2 separate regions of the Homo sapiens genome follow, and region 2 is linked to region 1. A link is a loop called in an ENCODE intact Hi-C map of the cell type or tissue named here. Cell type or tissue: IMR-90. All regions are shown on one strand. Links, peaks and the distances in the headings refer to the core of each region. The heading gives the core; the rest is flanking DNA.

Region 1 (2,920 bases), core at 304-2,803:
CAACCTTAACAGACTTCTCATTGGTAAATTATGGATTGTGCTTGAATGTTCATCCTATAGAACTGATCAAGTTTCTGGGTTTTTTTCTCTGTCCTTAGACTTCATGTTATATAAACAAGTGTCAGGGTATACATTCAGCAAGTTAGTTCCTTGTGAAATGAGGAGAAAATAAGCTTTTCATTTCTGATTTCCTTCAAGTTCATGAAGAGAAAAATCCCAAGAACTGTACTTTCTATTAAATTGAGAAGAGAGATATGTAATGAGGAAAGAATTTTGTTCAACAATAGCAGCAGTGCCACATAGCTGACCAGCTGGAGCTTTGCCTGGTGGTGGCTCCACCTCCCTCCCTTCCAGAGAGAAGCCAGCGTGGCTCAACCCCTCTCTGTGAGGGTGAGAGACGCCTTCACAGAGGGAGTTTGCCCTCAGCCCTCATCAGAGAAACCAGCCATCCTTTCTGTAGTAGAATGTATGCACTTATAAAACTTTTCTGATCTCTCTCTCTCTGTTTTCCCAACTGCTGCCTTTTAAGTCAGTTTGGTGGCTTTCACATGAGCATTTGAGTGTATTGGGTCCACCCAGGCAATCCTTGGATTTAAATGAGTTGCTTTTTATTTCCTCGGGGACTTAATTTTATTCAAAAGATGAGGGTTACACACTGACGATTTATGTGAGAGAGAGAAAGAGAGAGAGAGAGAAAGGCCATTCTGAGATCAACATTTCAACCTCTCCTTCCTGATTGCTACTTAAATCACTTATTCCAACTTGGGGAGATTGTAATATATAGTTTCTTAATGTGTTTAGTTAAGGACTTCATGAATCATGTGGATTTCTCCTCAACCTAAGTGGTTATTATGCTGACCCAAGGGTGTGCCGTTTTGCGGACACTTCATTTTTGTGTCCCTGTTTATTTGTAGCAAGCAAGCTCAGTTCTGTAAGACATTGATTAGAGGGACAATGGAAGTTGTTATCTACTGTAAGTCGCATTCAGCAAAAAGCTGCCAAGTGGTGTTCACATAATTGAAGAGGTAGAGCTTTCAGACTTGATTGTGATTTTGGGTTTGGGGCTTCCAGTTCTAACTCAGGCTCTCAATAAGGCTAAGACCACTCCTTATCTTGAATTGTTCCTTTTCAGGAACAACACTCTAACAACAAATCTTGGAGATCTCATACAAGTTGTTGCATTTAAAACCTCCTTAACTAGGACAATCTTTTCCTCAGTCTTCCTAAAGCTAACGAGCCCAAGCTGCTTCCTTTGCTTGCTGCTGGATATCAACTTTGCAAGGGATTTTACTAAGCGGAGAGAGGCTATGGGGGATGGTATTGGCAGTGAGTTACTTAGTACAACCCCAGGGCTGGGAGGGAGGGAGATGCTGTGCTTTCTTACCAGCTGTTATACTTCAAGAAGAAACAGGATTTTGTAACCCTTTCCTGGCATACCAGTCTCAAAACAAAGGCCAGACTCAGTTTTGACAAAGATTTTCTTGTGAAAATACACACAACACAACAGTATGAATGCATTCCTATCTAAATATGATTAATAAAATGTGACATTGTTTCTGTGTTTTGGATTTTCACAAGAAAGTGTGAAAACAGAGGCATTAAACAGTGTTGGTCTCATTGACATCCAAATGGCACTACTATTTGCGTCTCCCTCAAGGAAAGCCAGTCTTTTCCACTGAGGAGTAGGGAAAGAAAACACCAATCTGAAAAAGAAAAAGTGGAGGGTTGGACCTCCTCTTGGTTAAAGCCCAGAAGCGTATTCAAATGTGCTTCCCTTAAGAGTTAAGCACAGGCACCTCCCAGGAAATGACAAATGGTCCTACAGCCACAGCTCTGCTAATTTCCCTGCCCCCAATATCCAGACTTCCAGACATCAAATGGTTAGAAAAAGTGTTTAGTTTGAAAAAATTCTTGAGGTTTAGCTTGCCTCACAAATCACATTCTTTTTACCCTTTTCCCCCAGCCCAGTTTAAAAAAAAACAAAACAACAACAAAAAAAAAAAAAAAAAGAAAGGAACATGCCTTGGAATTCTGATGATAGATTTTCATAAAATTGTCCACGTTGCTTGCTGAGGCAAAAAAAAAAAAAAGGAAAGAAAAAAAAGAAAATCTATATAAAGTTACAACTTTTGTAGCTGTTGGTCTTCAATTAGAGATACTTGTCTTCTATTTTTACTTCTTTACATCTTGAATTTTTATTTTATTTTATTTTATTTTTTGATAGAGGGCCTGGGTCTATGTCCCAGGCTGGAATGCAGTGGCATGATCATGGCTCACTGCAGCCTTGACCTCCTTGGGCTCAGGTGATCCTCCCACTTCAGCCCCCTGAGAAGCTGGGTCTATAGACATGTGCCACCACACCCATCTAATCTTTTCACTTTTTATAGAGACAGGGGTCTCACTATGTTGCCCAGACTGGTCTTGAACTCCGGGGCTCAAGTAATCCTCCAGCCTCAGCCTCCCAAAGTGTTGGGATTACACATTTGTGCCACCACACCTAGCCACATCTTGAATTCTTATTGTAGTTTTCATTTTGCAATTTTTTTTCTGACAACCTAACTGCATATTAGCCCTACCCCCATAAAGATATCAACTATTTTCTGAAGCTCAAGGTCTCTGGGTATACCAAAACTCTTAAGTCAGTCTGTGAGCATTTTTTAACCTACAAATGCATGGGGCCCAGCCTCAAAATTTCTCATTCAGGCCCAGCACAGTGGCTTAAGTCTAATCTCAGCACTTTGGGAGGCCAAGGCAGGTGGATCTCTTGAGGCCGGCAGTTCGGGACCAGCCTGGCCAACATAGCAAAACCCTGTCTCTACTAAAGATTAAAAAAATTAACTGGGCATGGTGACACATGTCTGTAATTCAGGTGGCTGAGGCAAGAGAATCACTTGAACCCAGGAGGTGGAAGTTGCAGTGA
Region 2 (2,920 bases), core at 168-2,667, 57 kb after region 1:
TTTTCCATCTTATTCCCAATTAAAAGTATGCAGATTATTTGCCCAAATCTTCTTCAGATTCAGCATTTGTTCTTTGCCAGTCTCATTTTCATCTTCTTCCATGGTTCCACAGAAGCTTTGTTTCTTGGGCAAGCAGAAAAATTAAATTGTACCTATTTTGTATATGTGAGATGTTTAAATAAATTGTGAAAAAAATGAAATAAAGCATGTTTGGTTTTCCAAAAGAACATATTGAGTAAAATTCCTTGCTTCAATGCTCTTTGCAATATAAATATGCATCTCTACCAGCCATTAGACCAAGTGCCTCTGATTAGATAGAAATTATGCAAAAAGGGCAGTTTGGTGTGGTAGAAAGAGCAGAGAACGAGGACCCAGGAGAGCTGAACTCCAGTTCTGGCTCTGTTCCTTGTGGCTGAGTGACCTTGAAACTCTGAGCCTCTGCATTTCAGTTTCCATAGCTATAATATGAAAAAATTCCTTTTCAGCACTATTAAGCATTTGCCCTACTCAAAATATGTAATATTTAAGCAACATGGCATTTTTGACCTAATTTTACTATAACCAAAGGTCTATAGAAACTTGGTTTATTATATATTAAGCACTTTATAACAGTGGCTGAAAGTTGGTCTATGAGCAATTAATACTATTAACTAAAACAGTTTCAAATATTCAGTAAAAATGCCATACACTTAAATCTGAGGCAACTGAATACAATGCCTGTTAAGAGGTAATGTGTGTGCTGTCAATCAGGATAGACAGTTGTGGATAATAGTACCACGAACACCTACCTGCCAAATCAAGTTCATTTTCCTCCCCTGCACCTTTCAATAACATCTTTAATACACTTAAACATAGTAATGTGTCAAGTAAAATGTTAAGATTCATTTAGAGCTTATTTCCTGTTGCAGAACATAATTGTGATTGTAATATTTGCCTTGTGTTATAAGTCATCTCAAGATTCAATTAGTTTTAAAGGCAAAAGACTGAACATGGTAAAAATGTAATATTAACCTTAAAAAGTTAGCAAGGTCTCCTAATCAAAATGCAGATTCCTGGTCCTCATCTGCCAAATTCAGATTTAGTAAGAAATTGCTATTCTTACGCATCCTGTGAAATTCAGATGTGCACCAATTGAAGGACCACCTGATGAGGTTACTGCCATAGTCCTTTGTAGCTCTAATATTCTGTGTCTGACAAGAAGGAATATATATATCTGACCAAACCATATATAAAGATAACTCCTGGGATCCGAATGCTGGTACTCTCTATAAATTAGTAATTAAAATGACCATGCAAACTTACATGATAAAACAGAAATCTCTGGATCAAATATGAACTATACCCTCAGACTTATAGCAAAAAAAAATAAAACGCATTTATTGAGTACCTGCTAGAGGCAAAAGCCATGCTAAATAATAATAATGACCTTTGTCAAACTGAATCTGAATTAGCAGATTTCCTAAGCCAATGCTCACTTAATAATCACTTAATCATCATCAGTGTGAGACAACTGAAAATAGTCAAATAAATAATGGTACACCTAATGGATTACAATGAGGAAACAAATTATGGTATATCCAGTAAACAATGAGGAAACAAATTACAGTATATCTAATAGATAACGATAGGATGAATAGTGAAATAAATTTTGGTATCCCAATAACATTTATAAGGATGATTTAACAAAAGAAAAACTTCTTAGAATAGAATTTTCAATCTTGAAAATCTAATATTCAAGAACACTGTCATTATAATTAGATATTTTAAATATACATGTAAAAAAATGCTGAGAGTAGGCACATTTGTATAGAAGTTTAAGGATGATTTTTAGGCCTAAAATTTTCAAATTTGCAACAATGTAGCTATATTACATTATTATTTACAACAAATTTACTCTTAAAATATTATGAAAGAAGCAGTCAAAAGTGAAAAGAATCTGGTTCAGGAGTAGCCATCTCCAGGGAAGGAGTGGTCAACCTCCCACCCACCTGTTTCCTGAAGAGAAGGACAAGCCTGGCCTAAGGGTCATCATCCACCATGGACCAGCCATCCTGAGAGAAGCTTGGGAGGGTGTACAAAGCTCTACCAGGCCACAGCATCTTCAGGGAGCTCAGGGAGCTTATAGTGCGGTTCCAGAGGCAGAATAAAATAATGTGTGAACAGAATTTTAAATTACATATCCTCTGAGGATAACAGAAGACACTATTAATTAATTAGAGGGAGTCTCGGGAAATTAACCTTTGTCTCACACAGTAACTGATATTTGGATTGAACTGGCCTCTCTTGATAGAGATCTCATTTCACCTTCAAGCTCTCTGGCTCAATCCTTCTTCTCTGGAAGTCACATATTAAAACAGCCTGGTACTTACCAAGCCAGGAGGTCCACTGTGAGTGTTCCCAGGGCCTAGACTCAAATGTGGACATAGAGCAATAGACTGAAGACTTGGCCCTTCCATGACGAGCCCACTCTTTAGAGGCTGATCACCAGGCCCAAAGCATACTCCTCACAACATTTCTTGACCCTTGGTGGAGTGAAGGTCAGCCACCTCTAACTTGTAGGAGTGTGAAAGGGAAGAAAATTGCACATGAAAGAGAGAAGAAGCAGGTAGCCAAGATCTAGGGAGGGGACATTAATCAAGTCTAGTAAAAAGGGTCATTTAAAATTCTAAAATCAATACAGCTAATGCATTGGCAAAGAGCAAAGATACCTGAGCAATGCTGAATACATTTATTATCTTTAATGCCAAAAGACTTTTTTATGCTATTCCACTTAATATCACTGTAAAGGAAGTTCAGAAATTGGATTATATATAAGAAAAGTTGGAAATGTCATTCTGGGTCAGAACAAAAATCCATCTAGATGAGTACTTTGCCTTTGACAGTGGCACCAGGGGAAATTTGGGAGAAAGAGCAGTTGGCA

The links. Hi-C counts contacts between places; a loop is a spot of excess contacts. Peaks named below come from ENCODE experiments on the same cell type or tissue, not always from the same donor. Only the 100,000 strongest peaks of a DNase experiment are listed, where the experiment ranks them.
Region 2: a loop joins it to region 1, with 8 times the contacts of the local background. A loop is called at or near these places in 1 of 110 quality-filtered maps.

What each region holds. Positions count from the first base shown.
Region 1 is chr7:94,374,054-94,376,973 of GRCh38, forward strand. The region is part of intron 5 of COL1A2-AS1 (COL1A2 antisense RNA 1); the gene reads right to left. Among named protein-coding and RNA genes, the nearest start is that of COL1A2-AS1, 17 kb to the right of the region's middle. In IMR-90, for the core only: no CTCF peak of the experiment used is centred there; DNase peaks (open chromatin) are centred at 338, 1,348 and 1,848; H3K4me3 peaks cover 1,232 bases; H3K27ac peaks cover 2,500 bases.
Region 2 is chr7:94,431,001-94,433,920 of GRCh38, forward strand. It overlaps COL1A2 (collagen type I alpha 2 chain), which reads left to right. Exons shown (of 52, transcript NM_000089.4): 52 at 1-227. Among named protein-coding and RNA genes, the nearest start is that of COL1A2, 38 kb to the left of the region's middle. In IMR-90, for the core only: no CTCF peak of the experiment used is centred there; DNase peaks (open chromatin) are centred at 851 and 1,131; H3K27ac peaks cover 460 bases.